2 separate regions of the Homo sapiens genome follow, and region 2 is linked to region 1. The links are chromatin loops, found by intact Hi-C in ENCODE. Cell type or tissue: dorsolateral prefrontal cortex. All regions are shown on one strand. Each heading gives the region's core, and the rest is flanking DNA. Links, peaks and the distances in the headings are about the cores only.

Region 1 (15,753 bases), core at 3,098-11,097:
GAAATTGAATCTGAAAATAAACACTTTTCCACAAAGAAAACTCTAGGCCCAAATAATTTCATTGGTGTCTATTACCATTTAAGGAAAAGCATTTTTAATTCTTTCAGAGAATAGAAAAAGAGATAACGCTTCCAAACTTGGTTTGTGAGGTAGGCAACAACTTGTTACCGGAACCTACAAGGATAGTTCATTATTTCTACAAGGATAGAACCTACCAGGATAGTTCAAACCTAATTTGGTTTGTTCCAGGACAACCAAATTGTTCAGCATTTGAAATTTGATTAATGGAATATATCATATTTTCAGAATTAAAGAATCATGTAATAATTTTAATAGGAGAGAAAACCCACACTTGATAAAATTTGACGTCCATTTATGATTAAAACTCAGGGCAAACAAAAAACAAGAGAGAATTTCTGTGAACAGCGTAAGGGTATTTTGAAAACCTATAAACATCAGTTAAACTGTAAAACATGGAAAACTTTCTAAGATGAGGAATAAGAACAGAATGTCCTTTATTCAACATTGTACTGAAGTGCTAGCCAGTACAATAAAGTAAGAAAAGGAAAAATATACATAAAGACTGGAAAGGAAGATATAAAATCTTATTTGCAGGTGACATGATGATACATACAATAGAAAATCCAAAAGAATTTATATAGATTGCTGAAAGTAAGGTTGTGATGCAAATACAAACATCGACACAATTGTATTTTTAGGTATCAGGTACAAATAATAAAGAGACCATAACATTGTTAAAAATATAAAAATTTTAGGACTAAATCTAATGAAGATACACAGGTCTTCTACATTAAAAATCTATTAAGAAGTATTGAGAGAAACTAAAGAAGACATAAATAAATGGAGAGCTATTATGTTCATGGGTTGGAAGTCTCAATGTTATAAAGACATTAGTTGTCTGCTTATTGATCTACAGATATTGTGCAATCAAAATCCTAGCTTGTGTTTTTGTGTAGAACTTGACAAGTTGATTCTAAATTTTACATGGAAATCCAAGGGGACAATGCACAACCAAAGCACAGGTAAGAGGACTAGCTTGCCTGAATAACAAGACTAAATATAGATCCACAGTTATCAAAATAGTGTGGTATGGACTAGGATAGACTAGTGGACCGGTGGAATAGAATAGAAAGTCCTGAAACACGCCCATACTTACATGACTTGATTTAAGACAAAGGTGGCTCTCCAGAGAAGAGGGACATTTTCATAATAATGGTTCCAAGTCAATAGTATATCCATAAGGTATAAAAGAAAATTTGACCCCCAGTCTCACACCATACATAAAAATCAATTCTAGAGGATTGTGGATTTAGATATGAAAGGTAAAAATATAAAGCTTCCAGGAGAAAATGTAGGAAAATATCATTTTTATAATGATTTGTAACTGAATTGCATTGTTGTCAGAGAATTTGATCTAAAAACAACTCTTTGAAATTTGTTGAAACTCTGTTTTTAAAGCATGTCCACAAGTTATTTGACATTCCTCTCATCAACAGGTAGAGGCTTAATTTCCCTCCCCTTGAATATGGATGTCTTCAGTGACTTGCTTTTAACCAATAAAATGTGGTAAAGGTGACACTATATGACTTCTGAGGATAGGTTAGAAAAGGAGATATAGTTTCTGCCTGGCTCTCTAGCCTGGCACCCAGCCTTGGAACCTAGCCACCATCCCAAGTCAGGGAGCTATATAGAAAGACCACATTTTGGTGTTCTGGACATAGTGCCATGGAGATTCCAGCCAAGAGCTAGCATCAACTACCAAACAGACAAGTTAGCAAGCCTTTGAGTCATCCTAGCTAATGCTGAGTAGGGCATAATAGACAATCTGCTCCCACTAAACCCTGCCTAAATTGTAGATTCATGAATAAAATAAATGCTGTGATTGTTTTAGACCAGTAAGTTTTGTGGTGGCTATTTAAACAATAGAATATTACATGCATCTTAGAGTTATTACGGTTAACATTTAATTCCTACTTGTAACAATTCCCTAAAGATGGAATAATTTTACAACAGATTAGCTCTGTTTATCTCCCTCATCTACTGTGCTATTGTCATGTATTTTACTTCTAAATATATTCAAATCCCTACAAGGTATAATTATTATTTTTTGTCTTTTATAAACTGGTGCTCTTCATTCTTTTATGCTGGCTTGTTGTTCCATCTGGGATAATTTTCATCAGCCTAAATAACTCTTTGGTATTGTGGTGAAGATCTGCTGGTGATAAATTCTCTGAGCTTTTGTCTGAAAAGGCCTTACTTTTTGCCTCCTTTTTTGAATAATATTTTTGCTGTGTATAGACTTCTAAGTGGCAAGGTAAGAAGTTCTTTTTTCTTTTAGCATTTTAATTCCATTTCAGTATATTCCAATTTCCATAATGTCTGTTGAAAAGTAAGCTAATATTAGGTTGGTGCAAAAGTAATGGCAAAAATTACTTTTGCACCAACCTAATAACTTTATTGTTGCTTCTTTGAAAATAACATGTGGCTTTTTTTTTTTTATTCTGAGTGATTTTAAGACTTGTCTATTTGTCTTATTAGCAACTTAACTATGATGTACCCAAGTGTGGTTTTCTTCATAATTTTATTTTACATGAGATTCATAGAGTGTCTTGATTCTGTGGTTTCATGTCTTTTAGCAACTTTGGAACATTTTTAGAGCCAGTATTTCTTCAAATGTTGTTTCCGAATCATCATATCCTCTCTATTTCTAAGATTCCAATTGTGTTAGACTTTATCACTGTTTTTCATGTATCTCTCATACTCTTTTCTGTATTTTCCATCGTTTTGCCTTTCTGTGCTTCAAACTAAGTAAGTTTACTGGCTTGCTTTCCAGTTTACTGGAAGTTCTCTGTTCTGCTGCATCTAATAGATTCCAGGTCTTTGTTGAAATTATCAATATTTTCCTCTGTTTTTTTTGTTTGTTTTCTTTTCTTTTGAGATAGAGTCTCGCTCTGTTGCCCAGGCTGGAGTGCAGTGGTGTGATCTTGGCTCACTGCAACCTCCGCCTCCTGGGTTCAAGCCATTCTTGGGCCTCAGCATCCTGAGCAGCTGGGATTACTGATGTGCACCAGCATGCCTGGCTAATTTTTGTATTTTTAGTAGAGATGGGGTTTTGCCATGTTGGCCAGGCTGGTCTCGAACTCCTGGCCTCAAGTGATCTGCCCGCCTCAGCCTCCCAAAGTGCTGGGATTTCAGGCATCCTCTGTTTTATTGAACACATTAATGATCTTTATTTTCAGCTCCCTGTCTGATTACTTCAATGTTTTCATTATCTTTAGGTCTATTATTATTGTACTTTTAAAAGTGTAGCTTTTAGTTATTTGGTCTTGTTTTTTAGCCAGATATGAGTGAAAAATTGTAGAGCCTATAAATACTGTTACTTTCCTCCAAAGAAGATTAAGTTTTCTTCCAGCAGGTGGATAAGATATAAGAGGATCATTTTGATTCTTTGGCGGAATGGGGAATGGTTTTAGTCATTATTAAGGTTTTCCTCTTTCAGATTTGTCCTTACTCATAGGGTAAAATACTTCTGCATCTCAATTGAAAGCCCAGGATATCTTTACTGACATACCCTTCCCCAAGACCCCTTCATCTAACCTGGGCTTGAACTCAAATTTCTATCTTTGCAGCATTGCACAACTGTCTAATTAAACTTTTGCTCAGCTCTTTGTTCTCACAGATCCTGTTTTCTGCTAGGTTTTTCCATAGTCTTGTGTCGGGAATTGGTTCCTTCCAGTGGGTTCATGGTCTCGCTGACTTCAGGAGTGACGCCGCAGACCTTCTCAGTGAGTGTTACAGCTCTTAAAGGTGGTGCGTCCGGAGTTGTTTGTTCCTCCTGGTGGGTTCATGGTCTCGCTGACTTCAGGAATGAAGCTGCAGACCCTCACGGTGAGTGTTACAACTCATAAAGGTAGTGTGGACCCAAAGACTGAGCAGCAGCAAGATTTATTGTGAAGAGCAAAAGAACAAAGCTTCCACGACGTGGAAGCCGACCCGAGTGGGTTGCTGCTGCTGGCTCAGGTGGCCAGCTTTTATTCCCTTATTTGGCCCCACCCATGTCCTGCTGATTGGTCCATTTTACAGAGTGCTGATTAGTCCATTTTACAGAGTGCTGATTGGTGCATTTACAAACCTTTAGCTAGACACAGAGCACTGATTGGTGCGTTTACAATTTTTTAGCTAGACAGAAAAGTTCTCCAAGTCCCCACCTGACCCAGAAGCCCAGCCGGCTTCACCTCTCAGTCTTGGGCATATGAAACTAAAGAGAGGCCAGGCGCGGTGGCTCACGCCTATAATCCCAGTGCTTTGGGAGGCTGAGGTGGGCGGATCACGAGGTCAGGAGATCGAGACCATCCTGGCTAACATGGTGAAACTCTGTCTCTACGAAAAATATAAAAAATTAGCCGGGCATGGTGGTGGGCGCCTGTAGTCCCAGCTACTCGGGAGGCTGAGGCAGGAGAATGGCGTGAACCCGGGAAGGCAGAGGTTGCAGTGAGCCGAGATTGTGCCACTGCACTCCAGCCTGGGTGACAGAGCGAGACTCCCTCTCAAAACAAACAAAGAAGAAAATAAAGACAGAGTCGGGAACCTAAAAGAGCAGTGGGGTGGGGCTTGGATGACCTTTTTCATTTCATTTCATTTCATTTCATTTCATTTCATTTCATTTCATTTCACATCGAATCCCTGTTCTCTATAATTTTTTTCCTCTCAAGTCTTAGCCCAGTTTAGCAGCCCCAGATTCCAATCTATTTCTCTTCAATCCATTAAAATTTCAGCTTGGATCTATTCCCCTATTTTATGAATTTGGAAATGCCGTCAGGGAAAAAGTCCTGTTGAGAGTAGAGTTCACTGCCTGTGCTTCTCCTCTCAAGTATTGTAGCCTGTCCTTTCCAACCCTGCAGGAATTGGGTGATTTCCAGTTTCTTCACACAGTTGTTTTATATATTAGTTTTTATACTTGTTTGCAGCAGGAAGTTAGTTCATCATATCCTGAACTAGAAATGTTAATATTATTTTTAGGAAAATAAATCTGACTGATGACAGTAGATGAATGGGAGAGACTGCTGGCTACAAGGCTAGGTAGGAGGTGATCGCAATCATTTAAACAAGGAATGGTGGGGTTTGGCTAATGAACAGTTTGCCTTTGGTTTTGAAAAGAAAGGTTGGATTAAAATCTTTCATTCCTGGTGTCTTATTTTTATTTACTCTGATGAAGTAGTAATATCAAGTAACAGTTATTGAGTGCTTACTATGTTTTATGCACTGTTCTACCTCCTCTACATGGATTTTCTTACTTAAGCCAAATGCCTATTGGATGCTATTATCATCATTCTGATTTTACAGTTGAGAAAACTGAGATGCATAGGATTTAAACGACTAGCTCAACATCACATGGACAGTAAATTGCTCTTCTGGGCTTTGAAAGCAGGCCTGCTGGCTCCACACTCTATGCTTTTAACCACGATCCTCTACTACCTCTCATTATGCCATGGAATAGGAGTTATCTTTTAAATGGGAGAGGCTGATAGCTCACATTCTCAGGGGGAGAAAAGCAGAAAAGTGGCTCGGTGTGGTGGCTCATGCCTGTAATCCCAGCACTTTGGGAGGCCAAGGTGGGAGGATTGCTTGGAGCCAGGAGTTCAAGACCAGCCTGAGCAGTGAGACCCCCATCTCTGCAAAAATTAAGAAACTAGCTGGGCACGGTGGTGCACAGCTGTGGTCCCAGCTACTCAGGGGGCTGAGGTGGGAGGATTGCCTGAGCCCAGGTGGTCGAGGTTACAGTGAGCCGTGATCACGCCACTGCGCTCCAGCCTGGGCAACAAAGTGAGACTTTGTCTCCAAGAAAAAAGAAACAAAAGCAGAAAAGTGAATTAAATGGTGATTTTTTTTGTGGTTGTTTGGGAAAATGAGTGAAGTAATTCTTAAGGAAAAGTGATAAATCCAGAGAAGTGAAATTAAAGACAAACATAAGCTAAGCACTTAAAAAAAAAGAAAGAATAGATTTAAATCTCTGTAAATTCAGTAGTAAAGAGTTGCGATGTGGCCAAGAGTAAGAAGTCAAGACAAACAGATACTTGGAAGATCAGAGACTGATTTTCTATAGTGATAAAGTTATTATTTGGTATCTTATATGTGGATATTTCCCCTCATAGTTTTTTCTTGTTTTCTTGGTCATGGCTCATTTTAACTTAATTTCTTTTAAAGCAAGTTTAGCTATTTGTTAAATGAATGAAAGAGGGAGTACCATTCTAACCTTGACGAGTTATAATCTCATCCTCATTAAGAGCTCATTCACTTTGGCTTACCCACTGGAATAGGGGTTGGTCCCATACAATGGAGCATGGAGGCCACTCCACTAGAGGGCGTTGAGGTCTTGTCTGTTCGGTGAGTGAGGGTGTGGTTTGATTTATGCTTATTTTGATAGTTTGACATAAATTAGTGAAGGGTTTAAAGAAAGACTAAAGTTAAAGATTTAATTTATCTAGCATAATTTAGGGGAAAATGTAAAGAAATTATATATTCTTCAACTTATTTTCTTGGTAACCACTTATGTTAATGAAAAGTCAGGAGTTTCACCTAAAACCAAATCTGACACTATTTGAAATGTAGCCATTGAATTACCAGGGAAATTATATATATACACACACACGTGTGTGTGTATATACACACATATGTGTATGTATACACACACATACACATATGTGTATATATACACATATGTGTATGTGCATATACACACACGTGTGTATATACATATGTGTATGTGCATATACACACATGTGTGTATACATACATATGTGTATATATACATATGTTTATATATACATATGTGTATATATACACATATGTATATATAAATATAATTTGAAGATATCTTTTACAACTTTTTTTCTAATCCAATTTTGAAGATGTCTGTTGTTTTCCTCAGATGATATGAAATAGTAACTTGATTGTTTTGCATAAAAGTGACTTAAAAAGAGACTCACCAAACTCTAGTCAATGGTTACTTCTGAGGGAAGAGAATGTGATTCTGGGGAGGGTGAAAATGTTTGCTTTTTATTCACTATACTTCTGTGTGATTTGAATTTTTATGAATGTAAATTTCATAATTTAAATAAAAAGAAGTACAAAATTCAATTGTATTTAAAAATGAGGTTAGGAAGCTAATTATAAAAATGGATTTGAACAATAAATCCAAGGGATTTGAACTATAATCTGCCTAAATATGAAAAAATACAGAATCTGTGACATCAATAAGCATTCTATAATACAACATTGAAAAGGAAGTGAGGGTGTTGTTACACTGTATACTTTAGCATCTCTTGGGGTTTCTAATGTAGAGCCACATATAGCCTCTGAGAAAGTCTTCAAAAGTGAAACTTATTGAATTTGGTCTAACCCCAATTATACCCGTTTATTTGACATTGAAACACTTTTTTTCTTCACACTTAACAAAAGAGTTAATAACAGTTGTATAAAAGTCAGTTTGGGAAAAACTGACATAAACAAAAGAACAAACTGTATATAAAAAATTTGACCCAAGTCAAAGTAAATTATGTCCTGGGATAAGATTCTTTATATTAATTTTAAGCGGATGGAAAAAATAGGTGCACTGTATTATATTTTTTCTTTCTGTGTTTTTATTGGAAATGTGTAGGTTTCTTTTACTTCTCTTGGAAGTATATCATGGATAAATAAAAAATGAAACAATATAAAATGATGTAAAAATCTACAAATGCAAGTAGTGATTCCAGGATATCACTTACAAAGCACCCTTGAACTGCTGTGCCCCGAGGAGTGTTTCGTGGTGGAAGATAAGAAATCACAAACGTTCATGTTTTCACTGCTAGCCCAAATGAAAACGCACTCTTCCTGCCAAAGACCAGAGTTAAAACACCCCTTCAACCTACCAGGTAGGGGAATATCAAACAGGCACCCGGTCAGAGAACCACAAAGCATGTTGAAAGTCAAGAACATCCTTAGAAATACTACTTGTCAAAGCAGGATTTTAAGTGAATTTTGGACAATCAGATAAGCAGGAGGCTGAGCTTTTTTTTTTTTTTTTCAAATAGAGATAAGGACTCTGATGGTGAAAGTGATGGATGAGAATGGTTTAGGACATGCTAGAGAATTCACAAAGCCTGGATAATGAAAAAGACAGCAATCTAATTTGAGCAAGTGTAAAGACCATTTTCTTATCTATGCTGGCTAAGCATGTAGTTTGCGTGTGTGTGTGTAAATATTATCTAGTATCATGCCTCCAACTGTGTAGTATGAAATTATGCACACATAAGTTGTGTATTTAGCCATTATTCCTCAGAATAATTTGTCATTCTCCTTCAAGTCTTTATTTATTTTTCATGAACTATAGGTTAAAGAATCTCATCGGGTATCTGGTGTTGGGTGGCCCTAACTAATTAAAATAGCCAAAATTCTGTTTCCTCAACTATGTAAAACATGATAGACATGTATTGTCATGATAAGCATGTACTAAATAATGCTTATTTTTGTTTATACAAGTATGTTTCCAAAAAATTATAAACTATTGTTTTATGTTTTAAATTTTACACGATAGCATGTATAAGCATTCTTTTAAAGCTTGACTTATTTCTTGACACTATATTTTTGAGATTTATTTATATGAGTACCTGTTATTAGAGTTCATTCATTTCAACTGTTGTATGGAATTCTGTTTCTTTACAGGAAGTTAGCTTGTTTATACATATGTGTGTGTGTGTGTATATATTTATATATATTTATATTTATTTGGTAGAGACGGGGTTTCACCATGTTGGCCAGGCTGGTCTTGAACTCCTGACCTCATGTGATGCGCCCGCCTCAGCCTCCCAAAGTGCTGGTATTATAGGCATGAGCCACCACGCCTGGCAGTTTCTGTAATTGTATTATTAGGAACAATGGTATGATGAATATGTATTTTGTATTTTGTCTTCTTGGACACACATAAAAGCTTTTCTAGGATAGCCACCATCTTGGCCTGCTCAGGCTGCAAAATACCATGCAAATACAAATACAAATACCGTAGACTGAGTAGATTAAACAAGCAAAACTTATTTTCTCACAGTTCTGGAGGACGGAAGTCTGAGATCAAGGTACCAAGGATAACAGGGTTCTGGTGAGGCCCCTTTTGCCGCCTTGTAGGTGGCCACACACTGTGTCTTCATGTGGCAGAAAGAGAGAGAGAATGAGATCTCTTTCTTTTTCTCTTCTTAGAAAGACACAGTGCTATTGAATTAGGGCCTCATCCTTATTACTACATTTAACCTTAAATATCTCCTAAAGACCCTGTGTCAACGTATATTGAAGGTTAAAGCTTTAACATGTGAATTTGAGAGGACACAATTCAGTCCATAGCAGCTACTTGGAAGTGAAATTGCTGGGTTGTGTGGAAAGTGCATCTTCAACTTTTCTAGGTATTTCCAAATTATTCCCCAAAGTAGTTGTAAAATTTACATACCCACCAGCAATTGTATACAATTGTATACATGAGATATTTTTACCTGGAAGAACTTAAAAATCCCAAATGAAAAAGGGTATAATCTTTTTAAATTGCAATTTCTCCTTCCCATTGCACTAATATCTGGCAAGTCTTCCAAGCAGTTGTCTAAATATTGGCTTCTGCCAATCAAATCTCATCTTTTACAGCCATGACACCACAAGGAGTGATCTGTTCTCTAATCCCAGCATGAAAAACACTGATCTTACTCAATCCAATAGACTCTCACTAGAGGTCAATGACATAGGATAGAGTTGAGTTGGGGCATAATCCCAAAAGATACAATCCCTATTGCCTTAATTCCAAATGTTGAAATCCTGAAAGATCAAAATACCAAATATGTAATTTCGAAGAAAAACTTATTTATTTAGAGATAGGGTCTTGCTTGTTGCCCAGGCTGGAGTGCAATGGCTCTTCACAGGCACAATCATAGCATATTGCAGCCTTGAACTCCTGGGCTCAAGTAATCCTCCTGCTTCAGCGTCCCAAGTAGCTGGGTGGGACTACAGCATGTGCCACCAAACCCAGGTAGAAAAAATAATTAAAAAAAAAATTAAAAATACATTTATTTACATTTTAAAGGGAATTTATTTGAGAAACATATAAAAACATGACAGAACACATCATTGGCCACTTTACACCATAAAATAGGCAATAATAACATACACATTTTCGCAAGCATAAGCACTCAAGTATTCTAATGATAGCCACATATATATAACAGTTATGAGCAGACAAACCATATTCATTAATAAATAAGTCGAAAAGTGAAATGTATAAACACATATCACTATGATTGGTAACTGCGTGCACCCAGCTTTATAACTGCAGTCATCTGAAATACTATGATGGACAACCTGCATGTTTCAATGAGACCCATCAAAAACCACAGTGAGTCACCACCACATATGCAGTTGCCCAAGTAGCTGACATCTTGAGATATTTTATCTTTCACAAATTCAGATGTACAGAAAGGACATCTTTATTAAGGAAGTTTTGATATTTTCATACACACACACAGTGCTTACACACAAAGTCAACGTTCCGATAACACACTTTCATAGAGTCAAATTTGCAAAAAATGCATAAAACAAATTAGAACTCTACAGAAGTCTTTACACAACTTATACCTCCAGTATTGGAAATGAAGCAAAGATGAGATATGTAGCATAGGAAATTGGCACTATATGTGAAAGGGCAGAAGTCTTATATGATTGAATAATTTGGCAGGGGAGATTTCTGTATTTTTCGTTTGCATTTTCACTTCTATGATTTTTGAAACACTCACTGCATTTGTACTTGAAGAGTGACTGTGGTCTACAAATTTTGTAAGTATGTGCAGTCCATTCGAAAGACTGGTTATTGCTCAACCATTGCAATTAAGTGATTTTCTGCTTTCAAAATGCCAATAGTAATTAGCTTTTAAAGTTTTATCTTTCACTGTTAAGAGGCCTCATATGCTTAGACCATCATAGCCTTTTGTGAGGGAACAGTTTCACAGATCTCTCCCATTATGCTGCAAGTAATAAAGTAAGGAGGAATGACATTTGGCTTCCTTAATATCAAATCTATTTTAGTCAAGGTTCTCCAGAGAGACAGAACCAATAGGATATGTGTATAGATAGAGGAAGGAGCCTTATCAGTAGGATGGGCTCACACAATTATGGAGGCTGAAAAGTTCCACAACAGGCCATCTGCAAGCTGGAGACTTGGCTCAGTCCAAGTCTGAAGTTCACAGAACCAGGAAAGCTGAGGTTGTAACCTAGTTCATGGCTGGAAGCCTCAGCACCTAGGAGACTGCTGGTCAAAGTCCTGAGTCCAAAGACTGGTGAACCTGGAGTTCTGGTGTCCAAGGCAGCAGAAGGTCTACCCCAGCTCTGAGAGAGAGACCAATTTGCCTTATGTGTTTCTTCTCTCTCCTGGCCTTCAGCTGATTGGATGGTGTCCTTCAACATTGATAGCAGATTCCCCCACACCTGGTTAATCCACTCAGACTCACACAATAATCTCCTCTGAAAAAGCCCTTACAGACACATCCAAAATAATGCTTTACCAGGTTTGTAGGCAGTACACAAGTCCACCCTTTGTCATTCATATGCATCTCCTTAAACCACATTTAATTTCCAAATAAAGACAGCAAGGTAATCGTTTTGACTAACTTGATACAACTAACATGATACAACTATCCAGCATGCAATGAAAACACACTAATCCTGTCCCAGAATTCAGCATTCAGGATTTTAATCTTTTGTAGTTGTGATTTTGGGGATTTGGGGACTGCATCTTTCAAGATTATAATTGGCACTGGATAGAACTACTCAGTGGATTCAAACTGGCAGCTGGAATTCTTTCCCAGAAAAGCCAGGTTCCATTTGCTGGGACCAAATGACACAAATGAAGTTTCAAGTCTATTGCAGTGGAGCCCATCAAGCTCCAAATTGTCTGTGATTCCAGTTGTGGAAAGCCTGTGTGTTCTTTGACATCCACAGTGACTTCCTTTTTTTTTTTTTTTCCAATCAGGATGTTTAGTTTTCCTTAAAAATGATTTAAACGGCATCAGATGCCCTCTCTTTCACTCACTCTGCCACCCTCTCTCCTCCAGGTTAGCATTTTGTGTTCTCATTTCTACAGCACTTTCTCATTTCTACAGCACCTTATTTTCCTTCTGCTAAAGTGATTCCTCCTCATGCCTACACAGAGAAGTTTTATTTGCCCCTGAGGTGCTTGTATGTGAATTGAGAAGAATCTGCTTAGAGAAAGAGATGGTTTCGTATGTTTCAATCATGTAGACAGTTTATGAATCAAAAGGGATTTTTCAGACTGAGTTAAACAATCTATTTTTCTTCCTGTATGTGTCACCATTTTTCTGGAAACTCTTACTTATCAGGTACAACTTTCCTTCAGGAGGTTCTCTGACAGCTCAATCATGTTCTATGCTGGATCCCACAGTGAAGCCAGAAAGCTGAAAGTGTTTGCAGCTCTCATTTCCGTGGCAACTGTCTGAAGGACCAAATACGAGATATTGATTCACTGTAGGACCTAGCAGAAGAAGGAACTGAGTGGTGAGGAAAACCCCTTTTAGTCAGAAATTTTTCATTAGGAGGTCAAGACCTTTGAAAAATTAATGGAAAAGTACTGAACAATACCTTTACGTATTAAAAAAAAAAACGCACAAATGCTGTACTGTTCTTGACTAGGGAATTTTACATTTGTGTGTCATAACGAATCCATTTCCCCTTCACTGTCCCCTGCTCCGTCTTCTTTCCATAACTGTCAGTCTATCCATGCCTTTTTCTTTCCACTGTAACACGATACCTCTCTAACCCAGCAGAACTGGAAAAATACTTAACAGCTAAAATGCGCAACTGGATATGAATAATTCCTTACATTTATGGGGCTCTCTGAGCAATGGACCAGTAAATACTGCCCCAGTTGTGCTATGCAGATTCCCTGCATTATCTTGGGAAAAGAAAGTTTCCTGAGTAGGAGTCAACACGGGAAGTTGAATGGCTTTCCAGTTTCTCCTGCCTTAGATCTTTATTATTTAATTTCAAAGACTGAATTTTTAGAGCATTTCTTTCATAGTCAAATACAATTGTAATATGCATTGGAAGGTCAAATAAGATTTTTTTGGATAACCTACCATCGCCTTTGGCATGAAAAATCAAGAAGTCACTAAAATGTCCCCCACTCTGAGGGCAGAGGGATGATGTGCCTACGCCGCAGTTAGGCAGTATACATAATATCCATGAAAAGATTTAGGTTTAAGGTTGTTGCAGCCTTCAGAGGAAAACTGATAAAAACTTGAGCACTTTTATATATCAAGCTGTTTGGCTTTTTTCAGCCACATCTCAATTTCTATTTCATAGCAGCTGTGCTATGTAAAAAGGATCTGAGAGTTTTGAAAAGAATGTATTGCCAGGCACAGTACCTCATGCCTGCAATCCCAGCACTTTGGGAGGCTGAGAGGGGTGGATCAGTTGAGGTTAGGAGTTCGAGACCAGCCTGGCCAACGTGGTGAAATCCCGTCTCTACTAAAAATACAAAAAATTAGCCAGGTGTGGTGGCATACGCCTGTAATCCCAGCTACTCGGGAGGCTGAGGCAGGAGAATAGCTTGAACCCAGGAAGTGGAGGTTGCAGTGAGCCAAGGTCACGCCACTGCAACCCAGCCTAGGCAACAGAGCAAGACTCTGTTGCAAAAAAAGAAAAGAAAAGAAAGAATATATATATATGCACAAATGTAATTGCAAAAATCCATCATTTTTATAGCTAGCAATTAAATTGAGACACTTTTTATTATGATCATTATTAAGACATTTCTTTCAAAGTCACTGAGTAACCTATTAGAATCCATGTCATCATAAACTTCTTTATTAGGGGATCAGAGTGAGACAGAGAATTAAGGTAGTTATCCAGCAAGAGTGAAACCCCTAATTTGTATTATTGCAACATAGTTGTCCTGTAGTCTATGTTTTTAGCTCCCATCTATCATTTCTTAGTGTTCATTTATCAAGTTTCTTTATTTCTCATAACTTCTAATAATTTTTTAGAAACACTGAGTAAACTCTGCCATTATAAGTCCTGAAGGGAATTTCCTACATAAATGGACCAAAATCACAAAACCCTGTAAGCAGTTAGGCAAAATTCTTCCTCAAAGTTATGTCAATCAAGATGTTAACATAAAGATCTACCTTTCTTTAGCGCTCAGACACTAAAAAGGAATTGTATGTTTGTAATATCGTCCCTATGTTACGTTTTTGTTGATTATTATATGTATATTAGTATATATATATACACACACACACGTCTACACAGACACTCATAAAACAAATCGTTTGCATCTTCAGTTTCTTGGTGTTGTTTTGCTTTCTTAGGCACATGCTTTTTTCATCCTTGTAACCTCAAAGGACAAAGTATTTTACATGCTTTATCATTGTTCGTTAATACCGTTGATAGTTATAACAATGAGCCTTAGTTCAATATTAACATATTTATTAATTGACAGCTTTTTGACTTGCTGTATGATTTTTAAAAATTATTATTAATATCATTTTTAATGGACAAATTATAATTTTATACATGTACGGGGCACAATGTGATGTTTTGTTATACAGCTTGTATAGAAGGTGGCAATGATTAAATCAAGCTAATTAACATATCCATCACCTTGATTACCTATCATTTTTTATGATGAGATATTTGAAATTTACTGTTAGTGACAGTTTTTTTATATTTATAATACTACATCCCAAATTTTAGAAGACATTTAAAAAAATTTTACTATGATTTATAAATTACTACTACTGTTATGACTTTTGCTATGATTTCTAAAAGAAATATACCATATATGTCAGGTGAAAGTTGAGCAGTGCTAGGGCCAGGGTGTTATCCCCATCTCCTCCAAAGCTTAAGAGGGTGGGCATCTCGAAAGTGTGTATGCTGGTGTCCAGGGACTCTAGGGGATTTTGGCCTGTACCTGGGACCCTCCTTCCTGGCCTCCTAACAGCTGGTAGCTCTCTCATAGGAGAGCTCATGAAGTGGCCAAAAGTAGTGATCAGGGTCAGACACATCCCCATTTCTGTAATTCAAAGAAAGGGGTATCTTGCTGAGGCAGGTGGATCACTTGAGCCCAGGAGTTCAAGACAGCTTGGGCAATATGGTGAAATGCTGTCTCTACTAAAAATAGAAAAATTAGCCAGGTATGGTGGCCTGTGCCTGTGGTCCCAGCTACTCGGGAGGCTGATGTGGGAGGATCACTTGAGCCAGAGAGGTCAAGGCTTCAGTAAGCCATGATTGCCCCGCTGTACTCCAGCCTGGGCAAAAGAGCAGGACCTTGTAAACAAAAAAAAAAAAGGAAAGAAAAAAAAGAGAGAAAGAGAGAAAAGAAAGAAAGAAAGGAAGGAAGGAAGGAAGGAAGGAAGGAAGGGAAAGGAGTGTCTTGATGTGTTTTAAAGAGAATGTAACTGTGGCAGGGGCAGTGATGTATCTGGCCTTTGGGTACGTGGAGCTAAGATCAAATTCTCCTAGTGTTTTCCCCTTTCCTCTCTTGCCCCTGCTTCTCTCAGAACACTTATGCTCTCCCACAGCAGAGCAGGGGAACTTCTTCCACACAGGAGAAGTCGGCCTTCTACTGCACCAGAGCCTCCCATCTCTACCTACCTCTAAGAAGAGCCAGCACCTGTGCAACTGGCCTGGCTAGGGGTGGAGGCTTCCATT
Region 2 (15,753 bases), core at 4,748-12,747, 130 kb after region 1:
CTGTCTTGAATTAAGACATATTCCTAAGGAGTTGAACCTCAGAATGTCAGAGATAATGAAAATCTATCTGTTACAGGCTGAATTGTGTTCCCCACCCCCAAATTTATATGTTAAAGACCTAACCTTTAGTACCTCAGACTGTGACTATATTTGGAGATAGGGCCTGTAAAGAGGTGATTAAGATAAAATAGGTGATAAGTTAAAAATTAGGGTGGATTTAATCCAATCTGACTGGTGTCCTTATAAGAAGGAGAAATTTGGATGGATGTAGAAAAGTCAGGCTCTAAAGTGGTACCAAATGGTCACTGTGAGGACACACACTGAGCAGAGAGCAATCTGGAAGTCAAGGAAAGAAGCTTCAGAAGAAACTAAACCTGCTGTCTTAGTCTGTTTTCTGTTGTTCATAACAGAAAACCTGAAACTGGGCAAATTATAAAGAAGAGAAATGTATTTCTTACAGCTATGGAGGCTGAGAAGTCCAAGAACAAAGGACTGCATCTGGTAAAAGCCTTCTTCCTGGTGGGGACTCTCTCCAGTGTCCTGAGGCAGCACAGGGCATCACACGGCAAAGGGGCTGAGTGTGCTAGATCAGGTCTCTCTGCCTTTTCCTACAAAGCCACAAGTCCCATTCCATGATAATTTATTAATTCATTAATCCAAGAATGAATTAATCCATTCATGAGATCAAAGTCCTCATGACCCAATCACCTCTTAAAGGCCCCATCTCTTAATCTTGTAATACTGCCACACCAGGGACTAAGTTTCAACATGAGTTTTGGAGGTTACAAACATTCAAGCAATAACACCTGCTGACACCTCGATTTTGGATTTCCATCCTCTGGAACTGTGAGAAAATAAATTTATTTTGGTTAAGCCACCCACCCTGTGGCATTTTATAGCAGCTCTAGCAAACTAATAATACTTTATCCATCCGCCATAGTTTGGATATTGTTTGTCCCCACCAAAACTCTTATTGAAATTTGATTCCCAATGTAACAGTAATGGGAGGCGGGGCCTAGTGGGAGGTGTTTGGGTCTTGGAGGTGGATCCCTCATGAATGATGTAGTGCCATTCTTGTGGTAGTGAATTCTCACTCTGGCAAGACTAAATTAGTTCCTTCCAGAGTGGGTTATAAAGCCAGGACACCTCTCTTCTTTGCACATGTCCACTTCCCCTTTGATCTTCCCCACCATTTAATGATACAGCATGAAAGCCCTTTCCAGAGCCCAGGGTCATGCCCTTGAACTTCTCAGCCTGCAGAACTATGGCATAAATGAGCCTCTTTATAAATTACATAGTCTCAGGTATTCTGTTATAGCAACACAAAACAGACTAAGACAGAAAATTGGTACCGAGGAATGGGTGTGGCTATAAAGATAGGTGGCTTTGGAACTGGGTAATGGGCAGAGGTTGAAAGAGTTTGGAAGAGCAGGCTAGAAAGTCTGTATTGCCATGAACAGAGCATTGAGGGTGACTGTGGTGGAGGCTCAGAAGACAAAAAGACGTGAGAAAGTTTGGAACTTTTTAAAGGCTGGCTGAGTGGTCATGACCAAAATAATGATAGAAACATGGACAGTAAAGGACATTCTGACAAGGTCTCAGACAGAAGTGAGGAGAAACTTATTGGGAACTGGAGCAAAGGTCACCAATGTTACACCAGGGAAAAGAACTTGGCTGCATTGTGTCCATGCCTAGGGCCTTGTGGAAGGCTGAACTCAAGTCAGTGAACTAGGATATCTGGCGGAAGAAATTTCTAGGCAGCAAAGCACTCAAGAAGCTGTGTGGTTACTTTTAACGACTTATGCTCAGTTATGGCAGCACAGAAATGACCTAAAGACAGAATTTAAAATTAAAAGAGAAGCAGAGTATTAAAAACTTGGAGAATTCACAGCCTGGCTATGTGACAGAGAATGAAAAAGGAGTTTCCAGGAGAGGAATCCAAGGGTGTGACTCAGCTACTGCTTGCTATAGAGATGGGCATTGACAAAAGGGAGCCAGGTGCTAATAATCAAAACACTGGGAAAAAGGTCTCAAAGGCATTTCAAAGATCTTTGAAGACACCCTTCCCATCATGAGTCCAAAGGCCTGAGAGGAAAGAATGGTTTTGGGGGACAGTCCCCAGGGTACCACACTCCTACACTATCTCAGGACACTGCTCCCCACATCTTGGCTGCTTGAGCTAGAGTAGCCACGTCTCAAATGGCCCCACATATGGCTCAGGCTGTAGCTCTGGAGGGCTGAAGCAGTAAGCCTTTGTGGCTTCCATGTGATGCTAAGTCTGCAGACTCACAGAATGCAAGAGCTATGGAAGTGTGGCTTTCTCCACCTACATTTCAAAGGCTGAATGGAAAAGCCTGTGGGCCCAGGGAGAGATTTGTTGAAAGAATGGAGCCACCACAGAGTGCAACTACTAGGGAAATGCTGAGCAGAAATGTGAAGTCAGAGTGCTGCAGAGTCCCCACCACAGCAATGCCTAGTGAAGCCACACAGGTGGGGCTACAGCCAGGACCCCACAGTGGTGGAGCCACTGGCTGTGTTCAGCCATAGCCTGAAAAAGCCACATACATTTAACTCCAGCCTGTTAGAGCAGCCATGTGGGCTACAACCAGCAAAGCCATGAGAGTCCACCCCTTGCACCATTGAGTCCAGGATGAGAAACATGGAATCTGAGAGTTTATTCTGGAGCTTTAAGATTTAATGACTTCCTTTCTGGGTTTTGGACTTGTGTGGGGCTTGTCATTTATTTCTTTTGACTAATTTCTCCCTTTTGGAATGGGAATGTTTACCCAATGCCTGTACAACCATTTTATCTTGGAAGTAAATACAGTTGACCCCCTGAACAATGTGTGAGTTCAGGTGCTGACCCCTTGCAGAGTCAAAAATCTACATATAACTTTTGTCTCCCCCAAAACTTAACTATAATAGCCTACCGTTGACCAGAAGCCTTGCCAATAACATGAACAGTGAACGAACACATATTTTATATATGTATTATATACTATATTCTCATAATAAAGTAGGCTAGAGAAAAGCAAATGTTATTCACAAAATAATAAAGAAGAGAAAATACATTTACTCTTTATCAAGTGAAAGTGGATCATCATAAAGGTTTTCATCCTCATAAAGGTCTTTATCCTTCATTCTTATAAAGGTCAATATCCTTTATTTCGAGTAGGCTGAGGAAGAGGAGGAAGAGAAGTGTTTGGCCTTGCTATCTTAGGGGTGGCAGAAGCAGAAAAAAATTCATGTATAAGTGGACCCATGAAGTTCCAACCAATGTTGTACAATAATGATTAACTGTAACTTATTTTTTTATTTTACAGGCTTACAGTCTAAAGGAGCTTGCCTGGAGTCTTAGATGACAATGTGTCTGTGTTGGGAGGTGGGGCCTAATGGGAGGCGTTTGGGTCACGGAGGTAAATCTCTCATGAAAGGCTTGGTGCTGTTCTCATGGTAGTGAGTTCTCACTCTGGCAAGACTGAACTAATTCCCATAATAGTGGTTTGTTATAAAGCCAACGATTCCCCTTGGGTTTTGTGTCTTTTGCACATGTCTATTTCTCCATTGACCTTCTCCACCATGTTATGTCCCAGCATGAAAGACCTCACCAGAAGCCAGGGCCACGCCCTCGAACTTTCCAGTCTGTATAATCCTGAGCTAAATAAATCTCTCTCTTTTTAAAATAAATTACCCAGTTTCAGTTATTCTGTATAGCAACATTAAATGGACTAAGACACCATCCATCCATCTATCCATTCCCTTATTCTGCTACATTATGTGCTAAGCTTGAGAGATACATAAAGCACTAAACAAGAAATATTCCTTCATCTTCTAAAAAGAAAAAAATGGGTAAAGAACAATTACAGCATATGGGGACAAGTGCTCTGATAGCTTTTTCTTCAGTTTAGGGTATTAGACAGGGGTCTTTGGGGGAAGTGACATTTAAATTTCTAGGTAAAGAACTTGTAGGAATTACTAGGTCTAGAAAAGGGTTTCTCAACCTTGGCACTACTGACATTTGGACCAGATAACTATTTGTTGTAAGGGCTTACTTTTGCATTATAGGATGTTTAATAGTATCTCTGGCCTCTACTTAGATGTCAGTCACATCCCCTTTCCTCAAAGTTGTGACAACCAAAAATGTCTCTAGATATTGCCAAATGTCTCCTGAGGGGCAAACTTGGAGAGTGGTGCAGGCTTCTAGGCAGAGAACATGGCACAGAATTAGGCCAAAGACAGCATGGCCCCTTGGGAACTTGCAAACTCTCTCATGTTATAAATAGAGATGGTAAGGCTGAGAAAGGCTAAGTGACTTATGCAAGACTGTGGCAGATCAGTGTGACCAGAAGCAAGTGCAACAGTGGATATAGAGGAAGTGAATGCAAATCCAAGAAGAAATCTTTAATATGAGGCTTGTTTGTGTGTGTGTATGCTTGTGTATATATGTGATTTTAAAGAAAAGTAATATCAAACTCTTGCCTTCTGTAGTATCTGAGACTGTGGGTCACCAATGTGATTAGGGTTTATTTCCTAGTTCCTATAGAAGCAAAAGTGGGACTAACTGCTGGACTAAACTTGTAACAATAGGGAATGTGGTGTCCGTTTACATTTTTCAGAGTTTAAAATTTATGCCTTGGTGACTAATAGTTATCTAGTTACTGTGTGTGTGTGTGCGCACATTTGTGTGTGTGTGCATGCACAGGAGAAACAGATGCCTAACCCAAGACATCTTAGCTAGCATTGCCATGTCTTCCTGCAGGGGACCTGGCCTGAAGACCTCGCCTGACTGGTGGGACAGTATGCTGTGGCAGGAGGTGCTGTCAAGAAAGTATCTGGACATCTAGAAACTCGGTTATGGTCAGTGTAAACATTACAGCTCGCTGGCAAAGTTGTTTGTTTAGAATTACAGCTAAGTGTAAGCAACAGTGAAATAATTCAAAGAAAAATGAATTAGTTCACAATTTAAGGCAAATTTTGGCTGGTGCCAAGGGATACTGGGCATTTCTTACTGAAGCATGTAGCTCACACAGGGCATTTACAGTGGCAACATGAAAAGAGTCCTCTCTTTTTGCTATGGAGAGCGAGACAGGGCATACACCAGCCTTAGAATCAGTCATGGTTTTGGAGCTGCTTTTGGGGATCTGACTGAAAAACACCTCCTCTAAGAAGCCTGTGTCCTTGGACCCTGTGCTGCCTTGGCCACCTCTTCAGTCTTCATGAGGATGTCTGGCCTGAACTAGGAGGCACTCAATAAACTTTCACAAGAATGAGGTGGTTCATATGTGGCCAAGGAGCACCCTGTCTTTCTTTGTATTCTCTCCCCACTCCACCACCTTATTCCTCCCATCAGTGTCCCACCTGCCATCACCACACAGGGGTGAATGGTTCACTATGTGTGGTTGGAGTAGGGGAGGAACCTTCCCCTCAAACCTTCCTAACAGGTACCCCTCACTCCTTTCAGTAGTCCCTGAGGTATCTTTAGGGAATCTCTGAAGGTTCCACAAAACACAATTTGAAAATCTCTGCTCTAGTCCAACAATCAGACTACAGACACGGAAACACCAAGCCAAAGGGCCTAAGTGACCTGCCTTGACAACATTACCTCTTAATTGGCATTGCCAGAACCAGAATCTGCATTCCTTCCTCAACTAGACCAGGGTGCTTTGACCTACCCATCTGAGTGATTAATGGAACACCCCTCCCACTGCCTACTCTAAACACCCATGGATGGTTGCTGACTGGACAGAGATGGCAAGGGTCAAATATTCCTGACGCCATAAACAAATGGTAAGAAAATGTTGGTTGAAGATTTAATATTAGTGAAATCATTTCAGTATGGTTACCCCTCCCATTGGTCATAATGGGACAAAACATTACCTACAAGACCAGCTTTGATTCAGCTCTTCAGGTTAAAATAATAGGGCTGGTTATTGGGTCACACACTATACTCTGCTCACTAAGCAGTGAGAAGTTGCAAATCAGATCCACCCAAACACTGCTCTTTCCAGACTCCACATAAAATCTACAACCTCTAGGTCGACACTGTTTTGAAGAGGATCAGAATATGCTGCACTAAAATATGCCACTTTAGCATCAAAATTATCTCGAGCTGAAGACATTTGGGATTCAACAGATGCAGAAAGAAGGCTTCCCAGAGCTTCCCTTACCTGAGTAAAAGCAGAAACTCCTGAGAAATAAAGACTGCCATAAATCTCTTCTCCCAGAAAAGTACCATGACCTTGAAGAAAACAGAACGTCAGCACTGAGGTGGACCTGCACAAACAAATCTTGCTAAGATAGCTTTATCTTCCACATATTTCCCCCACATATTTACCTACCCACAGGTTGCAGTGCTTGGAAGCCCCAAACCCTTTTCTTTTCTTGTCACATATCTTGCAATGTATTGTTCTTTGTTTAAAATGCCATATAAGTTCCCAGACCTGCTTCTTTGGGTCTTCACTTCTTTTCTAAAAACGGTCCCCTCGTTATGTAAAAATTAACATAAATAAAATATGTGTGCCTTTTCAGTTGTCGATCTGTCTTTTAATAGTCTAATTTGCGGAGTCCTGGGTAGTGAGCCTAAGAGGGTAGAGGAAAAGGTTTTTTCCTCCCCTACAGTTTGTTTGTTTATTTGTTCCCTCAACTATTTTGCTCACTATGTTCATTGTTCATCTATGTTAATGTTCACTGATTGTTAATATTTTGTCACATTTGTTTTATCCATCTATTCCTCATCCACCTGAAATGGGAGAGTTCTCTGATTTCCCTCATAGGACGTGTGACAGGGGTGTGGCTCGCCTGTTGGCTGCTCAAACCCCTGACAGGATGGGGGAGCATGCAGACAGGCAGGTGCAGGAGCTGGGGTGAGCGCTTTGGGCTCTGGCACCACAGTAGTGTCTAGAGGTGGGTGCCTGTGGCCCCAGTGTTACAATGCTCTTCTAGCCTTGCTGTGCACAGAAGGCTTAAGTGTTAACCAGCTCAATGGACCTCTGCTTTTTCTCAAGGGCAGAGAGCCACTGTGACAGCTTTTTGTATTCTGAGCTCTTGCCCAGTATCCTGGGAGAATCGGGTCACACACAGGCTTGAAGGATGAATGTGGGTTTTATTGAGTGGTGGAGGTGGCTCTCAGCACAATGGATGGGGAGCTGGAAGGGGAGATGGAGTGGGAAGATGATCTTCCCCTGGAGTTTGGCTGTCCAGTGGCCGAACTTCTCTCCAACCACCCCCAGTCACACTCCTCTTGGTGTTCAGACATTCTCTTCTCTCTTTCTCTGCCACATCATTCTGCCATTTGCTTGTCTCCTTATCTCCTCATCTGCTCTTCTGCTTCTGGAACTTGGGGTTTATATAGGTACGGGGTACAGGATAGGGGGTGTGGTGAGCTGAAAGGCAACTTTTTGGGCATGAAAACAGAAATGGCTGTTCCCACTTACGGCCATGGGTCTTCAGGCTTGAGGGAGGGTGTAGCCTTTGCCAGGGAAGCACCCTCTCCTACCCGGTATTTCCCTATCGCCTGTCCATATCACATCCATCCATCCACTCCATGCATCCATGCTCCATCCATCCATCTAGTTGTTTCTTGGTTTTACAGAATCATCTGTGAGTTAGTTGTAGATATCATGATACTTAATCTCTAAATACTTTAGCAAGAATCTCTTAGGGACAAAGGCCTTTTCCTATATAACCATGATTATTACACTTAGAAATTTAACACTGAAATAATATGTACTATTATTTGACATCTTGGTACTCAAAGTGTGGTCCCAGAGTCAACAGCAACTAACACCACCACTAAGAAATAAGGTTGGGGGAGGGGTGGCAATCTGTGTTTCCACAAACCCTCCAAGTGAATCTGATGCATGCTAAAGTTTTAGAGCCACAGTTCTAAAGTAAAAGAGACTTGACAAATGTAATGTGAGATACTTGACTAGATTAAGACTTGGGGAGGGTGTAGGGCAGGGAACAGGAAAGAGGGATATTGCTGAGACTATTGGGACAATTTGAATATTAATTGTATACTAGAGCAGAGCTTCTCAGATTTGAGTGTGCATACAAATCAGCTGGGATCTTGTTAAAATGTAGATTCTAACTCTATAGTTCTGTGGTGGGGTTTGAGATTATGCTTTTCCAATAAACTCCTAGGTGATACCCATGCTGCTAGTTCCAGGGCCTACATTTTGAGAACTAATCTAGAACGATTCCCCAAGTTTTTATTGTTGTTGTTTTTCATTGCATTGACATTTTTGAAGAGCCTAAGCCAGCTGTTTTGCAAAATACTTCTCAATTTGAACGTGCCCAATTGTTTCCTCACCATTAGGTTCAGATTAAACATTTTTGGCAGGAATACAATGTAGGTGATGGTAGGCCCTTCTCAGTATAGCACATGAGGAGGCACATGATTTTATTACTTTTCCATGCAACTTTCAGCCCATCCTCCTCCACACATCTCAACTTCCCCCTCAAGCAGGGGTGGTGTCAAAGGCAGGCCAAAGGGACCTGACCTGCACTCACATTCTTTTGAGTGCTGTAGACAGCAGCAACCATGAAGAATGAATTGCAAACTTGAATGTCTCTTGAGACAACTTTCCTTGATCTATCTTCCTAACTCAAACCTCAGTGACAGAAAACAGTAACAGCCGTGTTTGTAAAAGTGGTTCCCATGCTAAAGATGAATCACCAGTTTGCCTCAGAAATGAAAGGAAGACTGATTCAGACTAGCTCTGTTGCCAAAAATACACAATGGAGGATGTTACACCAAAAAACAGAAAGCAAGCTGAAGCCAAAAGAGAAACACCAAGGGTATTATGATAAAACTACAAAAGTCCTTTTGAAGATAAATATAGGTAACAGGGTTTGAACCATTTCTGGAAAATGGTAACCAGTTTTGTGAGCACCCTTGATTCACTTTCAAACAGAATCTCAAAATAGAATGAGAATCTTTTGGCCTAATTATTTTACACAGAGAGAACACCTGTGGAATGCAATGATTGAAGACCAAAATTAAAAATACACAATTTTCTTGATGAATGGGGCATAAATTAAAGCTGAATAATCTGAAAACATGTACTACTTGAAACTTTAAAGGGGAATTAAGAAATAGAGGGAGAGCAATCCTGGAGACTGATTAAGACAGACTTGTAAAACTCAGAGTCAGTAGAGTTGCATCACTGGCATTCTGTCCTTGGAACATAATTATTTTTGAGAAGGACAATATAAGAACTGTAATAAACTCTGCCTGCCTAAGCCGGTCAGCCTGCCCCGCAGGCACGCTGTGATTTCTGCTGACGGCAGGGGTATGGCCCCCAGCATATGATGTTGCTCTGTGTACTGGGAGGCAGCTTGTGCAGAAAAGCCTGCCATACTCAGATGCCTGGGAAGTCAGTTTTCCCCAAAGCCCGGGACACTTTGGATCCCACTTTCACGGTCCGAGACTCTAAATATGCTGAAGTTTCCAGACACAGGTGTAGCTGGAACATTCAGTTAGTCAACCACAGAAACTGAATGCATAATGAAAGGAGAGGTTTTGCCTATGATCCTGACCTTATCTTTTAGGTCTGATATAATTAACGGCTGTAACAGGGAGAAAGTTTACAAGCAAGAAAAGGAGAGGAGTATGGTCAGGTGCATTAGATTCAGGGGACTTTATAAAAGTTGCCAAAGGGCCAGGCACTGTGGTTCACGCCTGTAATCCTAGCATTTTGGGAGGTCAAGGCGGGTGGATCACCTGAGGTCAGGAGACCAGCCTGACAAACATGGTGAAACCCTGTCTCTACTAAAAATACAAAAATTAGCTGGGTGTGGTGGCACGTGCCTGTAATCCCAGCTACCTGGGAGGCTGAGGCAGGAGAATCACTGGAACCCGGGAGGTGGAGGTTGCAGTGGGCAGAGATTGCGCCACTGCACTCCAGCCTGGGCAACAGAGGGAGACTCCATCTCAAAAAAAAAAAAAAAAAATGTTGCCAAAGAACAAGAGCTGACGTCCCCTCTCCAGTTCCAAGTCCCCAGTACCTCTCCAGCATTCTGCACCTCAGTAATTCTCCACCAGTTTGTGCCTCAAGCTGGCCACACATCCTTGCTTCCAGGCCTTGGTCCCTGCTTTTCCCACGTTTGCTGGGTTCACTTCAGATTAGACAACATCTTCCCTGGAAAGCCCCCCTTGGCCCCACCCTCGCCAGTGCTACCAGCACAACACTCTGTCCGTATGGTATTGGCATATCTATTTCTTTCACTAGACTATAAGCTCCCTGAAGGCAGAAACCCTATCTTGTTCTATTTTGAAATTTCTGCATCTAGCCCAGTACCTGGTGCGTGGTATTAATACTAATGATGCGGATGATGTGCTTATTACATGCCAGGCTCTGCCTTAAGTACTTTACGTTGATTAACTCATTTAATGTTCACAGCAACATTATGAGGTAGGTACTGTTATCATTTCCATTTTACAGGAAAAGAAGGCACAAAGTTTTTAAGCAACTTGTCCATTATATCTACTAAGCAGTAGAGCCACAATTTGAACCCAGCCAATTGGGTTCTATGGATCATACTTTTAAACTATAAACTATATTGCTCTTAACAAATTCCAGACAAAAGGATGGATGAATGCAGATGATATATGTAAGGATGGATAGATGGATGGAAGAATATATGAGTCACTAGCCAGTTAAAGAAAGCCAGGTCATGACAGGAATGTGCCCACTGTAGGACTCTTCTAAGGAAGACTCAGTTAAGTGCAAATTTTAATGCATAGACTATTTCACACTAAACCAGGCATCTATATTGGTAAACACACAAACACAAAAAAGCAGATAGTAAGGAACCCAGGGAAATAGCACAGGTTTTGGAATCACAGGGCTAGATTTGAGTCATTACTGCCAATTTCTAGCTGTGCAATTTGCGACCAGTTACTTTGTCTAGTGATACTTGCCTCACAGGTGGAGGATATAAAAGTATCCAGCAGAGTGCCTAGAAGTTAAGAACCTCCCAATAAACTTTAGTTCCTTCCCTGCTCAAGAGAAATGATTATATCACCTGGGTCTGATTTATCTTAAGTAGAAAAATGCCGAGAACAGGACTGGAGGCAGGTTGTCTCTGGATTCCCTGCTCTCTTCATGAGACTGGGCTTAGGTTTTTGAAAAGAGGGGCAGTCTCACAGCTTTGCTAGCGCTATCAATTCTGTAGATTCTAGACTTGGTAGACAACTCACATTCCAACTTGAAAAAATATGCTGAATATACAAATGTGATCTCCTTTAGGGTAGAGTGTTTAATATTTGTATTTTAATGCTTTTTTCAGATAATAAAAGTAAACAGGCTGGGCACGGTGGCTCACGCCTGTAATCCCAGCACTTTGGGAGGCCGAGGTGGGAGGATCACAAGGTCAGGAGATCGAGACCATCCTGGCTAACATGGTGAAACCCCATCTCAACTAAAAATACAAAAAATTAGCCGGGCGTGGTGGCGGGCGCCTGTAGTCCCAGCTACTCAGGAGGCTGAGGCAGGAGAATGGTGCGAACCCGGGAGGCAGAGCTTGCAGTGAGCCGAGATTGCGCCACTGCACTCCAGTCTGGGTGACAGAGTGAGACTCCGTCTCAAAAAAAAAAAAAAAACAGTAATCAAAGATCATTGCAAAAAATTAAAGAAATAAGTATAAAAATGAAAGGCTAGTTCATGTTTACAATCTTGGAGGATTTTTAAAATTTATTTCTATGTATATAAGCATGTACACATTTTAAAAAACAGAAATAGGATTAAGCTGTATATAGCATGCTGTCATTATTTTTACTTAGTTATATATTGTGGATAACTATCCTAACATAGGTATACATTATCAACTGCACAGCATTCCATGGAAAGGATGGACCATAAACTATTTAACAATACTGTAAACAACATTTAAATGAAACCGTTATTATGAACAATACTTCAATGAAAATATTTGTACACACATCCTTGAGCCCCTTTTCTATTATTTCCTTTGATTAAATTCCTGAACTAGGAATTGCCAAGACAAAGACAGGCATTTTTATTTTGATACATATTGTCAAACTCCCCTAGCAAGGTAGTATTTTAACATCACCTGGATAGGAAAGTGACCCCACACTCTCCTAACACTGAGTATAGTCATGTTTTTAACCTTTGACAAACAGAGCAAAAAAAAAAAAAAAGGTTTCTCCTTTTAACTTAAATTTATTTCTTTCTCTTTCGCTCCCTTTCTCTCTCCTTCCTTCTTTCCTTCCTTCCTTCCTTCCTTCCTTCCTTCCTTCCTTCCTTCCTTCCTTCCTTCCTTCCTTCCTTCTTTCCTTCCTTCCTTCTTTCCTTCCTCTCTCAATCTCTTTCTCTTTTTCTTTCTTTGTTACAGGGTCTTGCTCTATCACCCAGGCTGGAGTGCAGTGCTGTGATCATGGCAGCCTCGACCTCAAGGGATCCTTCCACCACAGCCTCCTGAGTAGTTGTTACTACAGGCATGCACCACCACCTGTTAATTTTTTTTTTTTTTTTTTAAGAGAAGGGGTCTTGCTATGTTCCCCAGGCTGGTCTTGAACTCCTGGGCTCAAGCAATCCTCCTGCCTTGGCCCCTAGAGTGCTGGGATTACAGGCATGACCCACCATGCCTGGCCTTAAATTTATTTTGCTAGTGAATTACACGCATTTAAACATTTATTGGTCATTTGAAATTTTTTTTGTGAATTTCTACTTCATGCTCTTAGCACATTCTCCTATCTATTATCAGTTTGTAGGAGGATGTATTCATTTTTGCATGTCTGATGGCTGGTGTAGAACCTAGCACATAGCAGCCATTCAATAAATATTTGTTGACTCTCCATTCACTGGCTGCACAGGTTTGTTTATCTGCACAGGACACAGGGGTTTCTAAGTTTGAATCCTGACTCTGCCAATAACTTATTGTCTAACTTTGAGAAATTCATCTTCTTGGAATTTAAGAATGCTGACCACAGCAAGACCCCCAGTAGGCCTGACGCCATGCATTCCCTGACCATAATACTTTAAAGACAATAGATGCTATACTATAAAAATTGCTGAAGAATAGCCCAGGAATAAGAGTGAGGATTATCCACCTGGTATACTGAGAAGCACCACATGGCTGGCCTGTCCTCAAACCTTCCTCTTTCTTCATCTGCCAGAAGACCAACATTCATCTTCCAGCAGCCTTTATACTTTATAAGTCCTCATGTGCATGCTGTGTAGGAACCTGTGAGATGTCACTGGCAATCATTTGGACCATCATTCCATAGACAGCAGATGCTGTAGGGAATGATCTCAGGGCATTTTATTTGTCTACGGTTATACATTGGCAACACTTTAGAAAAAGTTTTGCACATTCAGCCCTCACAGTAACCTGTGAGAAAGTGCAAAAAAAAAGGTACTCATTTAAAAATGTTTCCAGACTTCAGTAATGTTAAGATGCAAGAAAAAATATATTTTTATATATAAATATATAATATATATTTAGCATATATATACACTATATAAATATATAATATATATTTAGCATATATATATATACTATATAAATATATAGTAATAACCATATTTTACAAGAAAGATGGAAAGAGATGGAATGTCTTAGCCAAAGAATCAAGATGTGAATGTGTGTTTCCTTGGTTCAGTGCGCTTTATATGATAGGTTTGCTAAAGCAAAGAGGGTAAAAAAGAGCTTAAAGCTTGAGATCAAGTCTGCCAAAGGGGAGGAGGGCCTGGCAGGGAAGAGGAGGGGAGCTGAGAGGTTGGGCCACAAGCCGGCAGAACCTTGCCCAGTTTGTGATTTTTGCCTTTGGCCACCTTGTTTCTGACCATAGATTCCAAACATTCCAAGCTGTGAGAACTATCTGTCTTACCTTTTATTTTCCTTTATCATTCTATTTTCCTTACTGGCACCTTGTCCCATCTTCAGATGTGTGTCATTTTCCCCATTTCTACCAGACACATCCACCAGAATGTTCACATTCTGAGATAGAAAAGACTCTTGGCTCAAATCAATGAATTTCCAATGGTATAACTTAGGAGCCATGATAGACTGTGGGAGAGGCATTTTTGTCTAGACATTCAAATTTATATGTGTCTATATATAAATTTAAAGTTATAACTAAAAACTATTTGTGACCTTGGTACTATATTTAACAAATATGCCAGTCTGTTTTTGCGATGCTGATTTGGTAGCTTGTTTAATGGCACCACTGCATCAGGTGAGGCTGAAATACTTTGTTTCTTACAAGGCTTTGCACATGCCCATTTTACTTTTGAAATCTTGTTGCCATCAGCTTCTGTCCCCAGACAGCCAAGTTAAGCTGGTTGAGTTAGACCACAGTAGGTTAAGATTTTAGGCTTGCTTGAGGGAGCTCTGCCTCCCCCTCTCTAGGGGCTTTATGGCAGTTATCAGCCAGCAGTTGACAGTAACACAAATATCTACGAAGCATCTATAGCAGCATGGAGTCACCCATATGTTAAGGGAGAACTCAACAAAAACGTGATTTTCAGTGTTGTAAAATCTGCCCCGATTGACTGCCTAACTTCCTCCCCTTCATCCCGTTTTAAGAGAAATGAGGCTTTTTGTCTGATAAAGTTCTTTCTTTGCCCACATGAAAGAAGTGCGTATGTCTCTGTGGAGCAATTAATTGCAAGCTTGTTGAAGAACAGTTGTCTGTGGAGACAACCACAGCTTCGGTTTTCAGGCCACCAGCCCCTATGGCTGTCTTTCTTCCTACCATCTGTTTAAGCAGGAGCAGTAGTTTGTGCGAACTCCAACTTCAAGCATGTCATTTCCGAAACCACAACAAGTCTCTTAAGCTTCCTGAACAAAGTGCTCAGAGTGGAAAGCCCTGAAGTTCTCTTGGGCCTCCTAAAACCACAAAGCTAACTACTGAGCAAAGCCCCAGAGCATCCGAGCACAAAGTGCCTTCCTTGGAGCTCATCATAGAACATGAAAAAGTTATTGAGAGTATGATTAAGGAGGGGTGGGCAGTGTCTGCCCTCTCCGCTTAGATTAATAACACCATCTAGATAGTCTGCACCAGTGATGGTTTACAACCTTTACAAGCACAAGGACCTACTTGTAATATACAATTTTAAAATAATGGCATTATTAGTAGACTCTAATTAAGAAAGTCTGTAATAACTAGAAGCTAATGTGAATTCAGTAGTTCTTTTAAATAAATTTATATTTTACTAGTTATAATAATCTTCATATTAAATATTTTTGAAAAATATTGGTACATTTATTTGCACAAAACATTTTTTCACTACTGAAACGATCCCTCTAGAATCGAGATTCACGGACACTTTGCAGTAACTCCATGGCCCACTAGAGGTCTCACCAGAGGTTAGGGGAACTAACTAGGTGTAGTAACAGGTCTGCAAGCTCTCATGGAAGAGAATCAACTATACATTTGGATAGTTTCAATGCAATTGAATGCAATATTTCAATTTTCAATAGCAATATTTATTTATGGATCTAGGATTTCTGGAATTCCTCTTGTCATATAATGCCAAGAACTGTGTATCTCTGAAGATCAGTTAAGTTTTCTTGCTCCAGGCAATGGAAACTATATAATTCCCTGCATTTCCAGTTTGCATTAGCCATAATTTAGAACTAAATGCAATGCTTAGTTGTGGTAATCACCTTGTGCCAAAGTCCCTGTACTGTTTCTGCTCCTTCCTCAAGATTGTTTCTAGTTTGCCATCTTTATTTTTCTAATGTCCATTTGACTGTGATATTCATTGTAGCTCTCCTTGTCTC

What was found. A loop is a pair of places that touch in the nucleus more often than their neighbours do. Peaks named below come from ENCODE experiments on the same cell type or tissue, not always from the same donor. Only the 100,000 strongest peaks of a DNase experiment are listed, where the experiment ranks them.
Region 2: it touches region 1 in a loop (3-fold over the local background); 5 of 110 quality-filtered maps call a loop at or near these places.

Annotation. Positions count from the first base shown.
Region 1 is chr4:122,707,654-122,723,406 of GRCh38, reverse strand. It overlaps a transcript of BBS12 not described here. Among named protein-coding and RNA genes, the nearest start is that of BBS12, 17 kb to the left of the region's middle. RefSeq lists an enhancer at 7,739-8,033. In dorsolateral prefrontal cortex, for the core only: CTCF peaks have their summits at 6,172 and 6,371 (motif pointing right); a DNase peak (open chromatin) is centred at 6,376.
Region 2 is chr4:122,577,578-122,593,330 of GRCh38, reverse strand. No RefSeq gene overlaps it. Among named protein-coding and RNA genes, the nearest start is that of IL21-AS1, 34 kb to the left of the region's middle. In dorsolateral prefrontal cortex, for the core only: no CTCF peak of the experiment used is centred there; a DNase peak (open chromatin) is centred at 9,300; H3K4me3 peaks cover 1,004 bases; H3K27ac peaks cover 5,095 bases.